Linked DNA regions of Homo sapiens: region 2 is linked to region 1. A link is a loop called in an ENCODE intact Hi-C map of the cell type or tissue named here. Cell type or tissue: dorsolateral prefrontal cortex. All regions are shown on one strand. Links, peaks and the distances in the headings refer to the core of each region. The heading gives the core; the rest is flanking DNA.

Region 1 (2,907 bases), core at 240-2,739:
GTCAGGCCACGTGTGTTGCCCAGATTCCAGGAGCACAACTCATTCGACCACCACGTCGCTGCAGGGCCACTGGGAGACGCGGCTTCTGCCTCCGACCCTGGAGGACAGCCACCATCTGCATGGGGACTCAGTCTCCCTAAGCGTCTCAAGAAGAACTAATTCTCGATGAAGGAACTGGCCGGTGGTCTGGCCTAGTATCGAGACACCTACACCGTCTTTGGCATAAACACAGGGCCTGTTACTGCCCCTGAGGTCGTCACCAGGGGGAGAGAATGGCCAGTCCTGCCTCCCACAACGCCCAAGACATAAACACGCAACGTGGCACCACGGCCAGGCCGCAGTTCCAATCCCGGCTTCCCACGAGGCGGCTGTGCCTGGCTGGGTGGGCACCTTTTCCTTTGGGCTCTATCCCAGAGATAGGATCAGCTCTTGAGTCTGCCCGCCTGTCGTAACTTCTGCGCACAGAAGTCATGCACTGAGTCCCACTGACTGAGCACCTCGCAGCCGCCGCACCTTCACCTACATTATCTCTTTCCATCTTCACCAGGGCCCTCCAAGGTGAAAGCAAGTCCACACAGGCTCATCCACCACTCCAAAATCAAAAAAAGCTTCAAAAGCGAAAGTTTCTTCCTTCCTGGTTTGACCTGACACGAAGCTATCTGTTGTCTTATCCTAGACAGTCCTAGGTGGGTTTGATCAAACATCACAGTCCAAAATCCCACAGATCCTCAAATTGGAAAAATTCTGGATTCCAAAATATAGCTGGTCCCAAACATTTCAGATAAAGGGTCCCGGGCTTGTTTCCTGGACGAGGGAGGAGGCTCCAGAAGTAACTTCGTGCCCGGGAGAGGCTGGTCCAACTCTTCTGAGATCAGCCCCGACGCTCTCTAGGCCCCGGCAGACCCACCCACCCTGCGCCCAGTTCGCGCCAGGCGGGTCCGCGTCGGGAGTTCAAATCCCGCCCGGGGTCTGACCCAGCCCCGCCGGGGGGCTCGCGGGCGGCGGAGGCGCGGTGGGTCCACCGGGATCCCGATGGGGAGCGCGGGGCGCCTGGCGGCCCCAGCACTCGGCAAAGTTGGCAAAGGCGCGGGAGGGGAGGCCTGCGCGCCGCGGGGCCCGGGCCGGGGCCGGGAACCGGAGCCGGACCCTGGAACGGAGCCGCGCGCCCACCGGACCCCCGACACCAGCCCCGCCCCGCGTCCCTCCCCTCCCCCACCCCGGCCCCCGCCCGCCCCGCGCCGCCGCGCATGCGCACTGCAGCCCGCGATGTGGCAGCCGGGGGAGTTGGGGGGTGGGGGCCGGCCGGGGGCGGCCGCCGATGGAGCCCCGCGCCCCTCCGGCCCCGGACGGGCCAGGCGCCCCGGCCGGCCTCAGAGCTCCAGAGCGGGGCTCTCCGTCCCTGGGGCCCACGACGAGGCCGAGCCACGGCGGCGGGGGGCGCGGACGCGCGGGGGCGGGGGGCCGGCTCCCCCGGCCCGCTCACTCACCTCCGCCATGGCCGTGTGTGCGCGGGAGGCGGTGGCCGCGCCGGGATCCCCGGATGAGGGGCCGCGCACTCATTGGCTGTGGAGCCTGGAGGGCGGGGCAGGGGGCGGAGCCTGGAGGGGGCGGAGAGCGGGCCGGGCGCGTAGTAGGTGCGCGGGCGCGGGCGCGGGCGCGCAGCCGAGCGTGGCCGGCGGCTTCTGGCGAGCTTGCGGTGTCTTTCCGGCCGTCTCTGCTGGACCCTGATCTTGGCCTTGGCCTTGGCGGAGGAGACTGCATTCCATAAAAATACGAATTCCTGATAATCACACCTGCGTGGGGACCACGTGGTCCTGTGTGACCTCTTCATTCCCTCGGCTGCTCGCTGTTAATACCCCGCGTGGCAGACTAGGAAACTGAGGCCCAGGGCGACGGGCCACCCAGAGTGTCAGTGATAGAGCCAGAATTGGTGTCCGGGCTGCGTGGTTCTGGAATTTTCTGCACTTTCGCACCCGTGATGAGCAAACTAGCGCGCGGAGGAACCAATCGGGGAGCTTGCGAACGCGCACCAGTCGGAGAGGTTTTAGAAACGGTGGCCCCGCGCCGGAGAGCCCAAGGCGGGAGGCAGGGAGGTGGGCTTGACCCCAGGGCCATTTGGTTCTGCAGTCCGTCGTTTCGCAGATTGAACATTTCTGGAACACGTGCACGTTCTGATCCTGAGGGTTTGAAGGAGACAGCCCTAACGCCTGTCTTCAGGGCGTTTAGAGTGGAGGATGGGAAGGCAAGGACTCGCCACACCTTAAATTTGAGACGGATAAGTGCCGTGAATCTTCGGGGCGCACGATGCAGAGAGAGGATAGGAAGCAGGGGTGGGGCGTGAAGAGGCAGGGGCCAGGTGGGAGCTGTGGGGCCTGGACCAGAGTGCAGAGAGACTTGAGAAGGTGGACACCACAAGACTCGCTGATGGAGGGAAGCTGGAGAGAGTGAAGGATGGCCTCCAGATGTCTGGCTTGCGCAAATGAGTGGAGGGCGGTTCCTACTGAGACCAGGAAGAAGAGAACTGGAGACCAGGAAGAAGGGAATTGGGGACCAGGAGGAAGGGAATTGGGGACCAGGAAGAAGAGAATGAGTCTCATTCCTGTTTCCCAGTGATCAGCCAATGAATAGTGAGAACTTGACATGCATCAGCCTTGATTCCTGATGCAAAATCATTACTCAGTCCTCTGAGAATTCACCAACCAAGAGATAGAAGAACCACTCTGGAGGGGTCTACCCTCACTCCTTTTTTGGTTTACATCATTGAGATTGAGGGTTCTGGCCCTCGTGTTGAAGAGTCCTCACTGATTTGTGCAAGAGTTGGTTCCTTCCTTTATTATTCATTTGTTATTATTCATTCAGTCATTCAGTGAACTAAACACATATCTTATGCAGTCCTCAACTGGGTGC
Region 2 (2,907 bases), core at 194-2,693, 140 kb after region 1:
GCCGTGCAGAAGGGCTGCTGAGGGCCATCACCACCCAGGCACAAATGTTTCCTACGATTAGGCATAATTGAAGCCCGTCAGTAACAATATGAACCTGTGATCAATTAAGCAGCTGCTCAATCGTTACCTCCTCCTCTCTGCTCTTGTTACCCAATAAATACTAAGGGCTGTAGAAGCTCAGGAAGCTGCCTTTGCTCACTAGGAGCAGGGAGCCCTTTTCTTCTTCTTTTTCTCTTTTTTTTTTTTTGGGGGGGGGGGGGATGGAGTTTCACCCTTGTCGCCCAGGCTGGAGTGCAGTGGCGCCATCTCAGCTCACTGCAACCTCTGTCTCCCAGGTTCAAGTGATCCTCCTGCCTCAGCCTCTCGCGTAGCTGGGATTACAGGCGTGCGCAACCACGCCCGGCTAATTTTTGTATTTTTAGTAGAGACGGGGTTTCTCCATGTTGGCCAGGCTGGTCTCGATCTCCTGACCTCGTGATCCGCCTGCCTCGGCCTCCCAAAGTGCTGGGATTACAGGCGTGAGCCACCGTGCCCGGCTAATTTTGTATTTTTAGTAGAGACGGGGGTTTCTCCATGTTGGCCAGGCTGGTCTCGATCTCCTGACCTTGTGATCCGCCTGCCTCGGCCTCCCAAAGTGCTGGGATGACAGGCGTGAGCCACCATGCCCGGCCCCTTCTTCTCTCTTTCCTTCTCTCTTCTTCTTCCCCACGTTGCCCTTCCTTTAAAATAGTTACTTTTAAGTTTTTATTTCTATTTAAAAGTTTCCTTTGTTTCTTGTTATCATTTTCTACGTTTGTCCCTTCGTTCAGTCTTATAATGACGGTCTCAGGCAGTAACTGTGGCGGTCAGCCACAGGGTGGTTGGTGGTGTGAGCGTCTGCGATGTGAACTGGGAGGTCGGGAGCCTCGCGGAGAAGGTCACGCTCCAGCAGAGACCAGAGGAGAAGCCGAACTCGGGAGGCGGGCGAGGCATTCCAGGCTGACAGGAACTGCACGCACAGAGGCCCTGGGGCAGGACCTGCCTGGTGTGTAGGAGAAACAGCGACGAGGCCCGTGCAGCTGGAGCAGCGTGAGCAAGGAGAAGAGGAGCCGGGAGGAAGCCGATGCGGCGGGTCCTGCACGGCCTGTGGACTGTGGGGACACGGGTGACGTGTGAGCAGGGACGCGTCCCAATCAGAGCTCACAAGCGCCCTCTGGTGACATCTGGGAGAGCAAAACGTGGGCGGTGCCGGGAGAGGGCGTCACATGCTGGGAAGGATGATGAGGATGGATGACAGGAAGGATGATAGGGGAGGATGATGGGAAGGATGATGGGGAAGGATGATGGTAAGGATGATGGAGAAGGATGATGGGGAAGGATGATGGGGAAGGATGATGGGGAAGGATGATGGAGAACGATGATGGAGAACGATGATGGAGAAGGAATGTGGGAAGGTGATGGGGAAGGATGATGGGAAGGATGATGGGGAAGGATGATGGTAAGGATGATGGAGAAGGATGATGGAGAAGGATGATGGAGAACGATGATGGAGAACGATGATGGAGAAGGAATGTGGGAAGGATGATGGGAAGGATGATGGAGAACGATGATGGAGAACGATGATGGAAAACGATGATGGAGAATGATGATGCAGAAGGAATGTAGGAAGGATGATGGGGAAGGATGATGGAAAGGATGATGGGAAGGATGATGGAGAACGATGATGGAAAACGATGATGGAGAACGATGATGGAGAAGGAATGTGGGAAGGATGATGGGGAAGGATGATGGGAAGGATGATGGAGAAGGAATGTGGGAAGGATGATGGGGAAGGATGATGGAGAACGATGATGGAAAACGATGACGGAGAATGATGATGGAGAAGGAATGTGGGAAGGATGATGGGGAAGGATGATGGAAAGGATGATGGGAAGGATGATGGAGAACGATGATGGAGAACGATGATGGAGAAGGAATGTGGGAAGGATGATGGGGAAGGATGATGGGAAGGATGATGGGAAGGATGATGGAGAAGGAATGTGGGAAGGATGATGGGGAAGGATGATGAGAAGGATGATGGGGAAGGATGATGGGAAGGATGATGGGAAGGATGATGGGAAAAGATGATGGGAAAGTATGATGGGAAGGATGATGGGAAGGATGATGGAGAACGATGATGGAGAAGGATGATGGAGAAGGATGATGGGAAGGATGATGGAGAACGATGATGGAGAAGGAATGTGGGAAGGATGATGGGGAAGGATGATGGGAAGGATGATGGAGAAGGATGATGGGGAAGGATGATGGGGAAGGATGATGGGAAGGATGATGGGGAAGGATGATGGGAAGGATGATGGGAAGGATGATGGGGAAGGATGATGGGGAAGGATGATGGAGGATGATGGAGAAGGATGATGGGAAGGATGGTGGGAAGGATGATGGAGAAGGATGATGGGAAGGACAATGGGAGGATGACCGAGAAGGATGATTGGAGGATGATGGGAAAGGATAATGGGAAGGATGATGGCAACCAAGACCAACTCATCTTCACCAAGCTCATGGTGTAGCCAGAAAGTTGATCACCCACAGCAGCACTGCCCACCAGAAACAGACTGAGAACCTCCTACTTTTTTTTTTTTTTTTTTTTTGAGACAATATGTTGCTCTATCACCCAGGCTGGAGAGTGCAGTGGTGCAATCATAGCTCACTGGAGCCTCCAACTTCTGGGCTGAAGTGATCTTCCCACTTCAGCCTCTGGAGTAGCTAGGACTATAGGCATGTGTCACCATCCCTGGCTAATTTCTTTTTTGTGTGTGGAGATGGGATCTTGCTATGTTGCCCAGGCTGGTCTTTAACTCCTGGCCTCAAGCAATCCCCCTGCCTTAGTCTCCCAAAGCACTGGGTTTACAGGCATGAACCACCATGCTC

Evidence for each region. Hi-C counts contacts between places; a loop is a spot of excess contacts. Peaks named below come from ENCODE experiments on the same cell type or tissue, not always from the same donor. Only the 100,000 strongest peaks of a DNase experiment are listed, where the experiment ranks them.
Region 2: a loop joins it to region 1, with 2.4 times the contacts of the local background. A loop is called at or near these places in 11 of 110 quality-filtered maps.

The regions. Positions count from the first base shown.
Region 1 is chr19:343,287-346,193 of GRCh38, forward strand. MIER2 (MIER family member 2) reads right to left here and starts at 1,510. Exons shown (of 14, transcript NM_017550.3): 1 at 1,488-1,510. The coding sequence starts at 1,496. RefSeq lists an enhancer at 1-566 and silencers at 875-984, 1,285-1,334, 1,405-1,854. In dorsolateral prefrontal cortex, for the core only: no CTCF peak of the experiment used is centred there; DNase peaks (open chromatin) are centred at 363 and 1,585; H3K4me3 peaks cover 1,713 bases; H3K27ac peaks cover 1,355 bases.
Region 2 is chr19:479,165-482,071 of GRCh38, forward strand. It overlaps a transcript of CIMAP1D not described here. Among named protein-coding and RNA genes, the nearest start is that of CIMAP1D, 5.6 kb to the left of the region's middle. In dorsolateral prefrontal cortex, for the core only: a CTCF peak has its summit at 1,171 (motif pointing left); a DNase peak (open chromatin) is centred at 1,087; H3K4me3 peaks cover 579 bases; H3K27ac peaks cover 1,168 bases.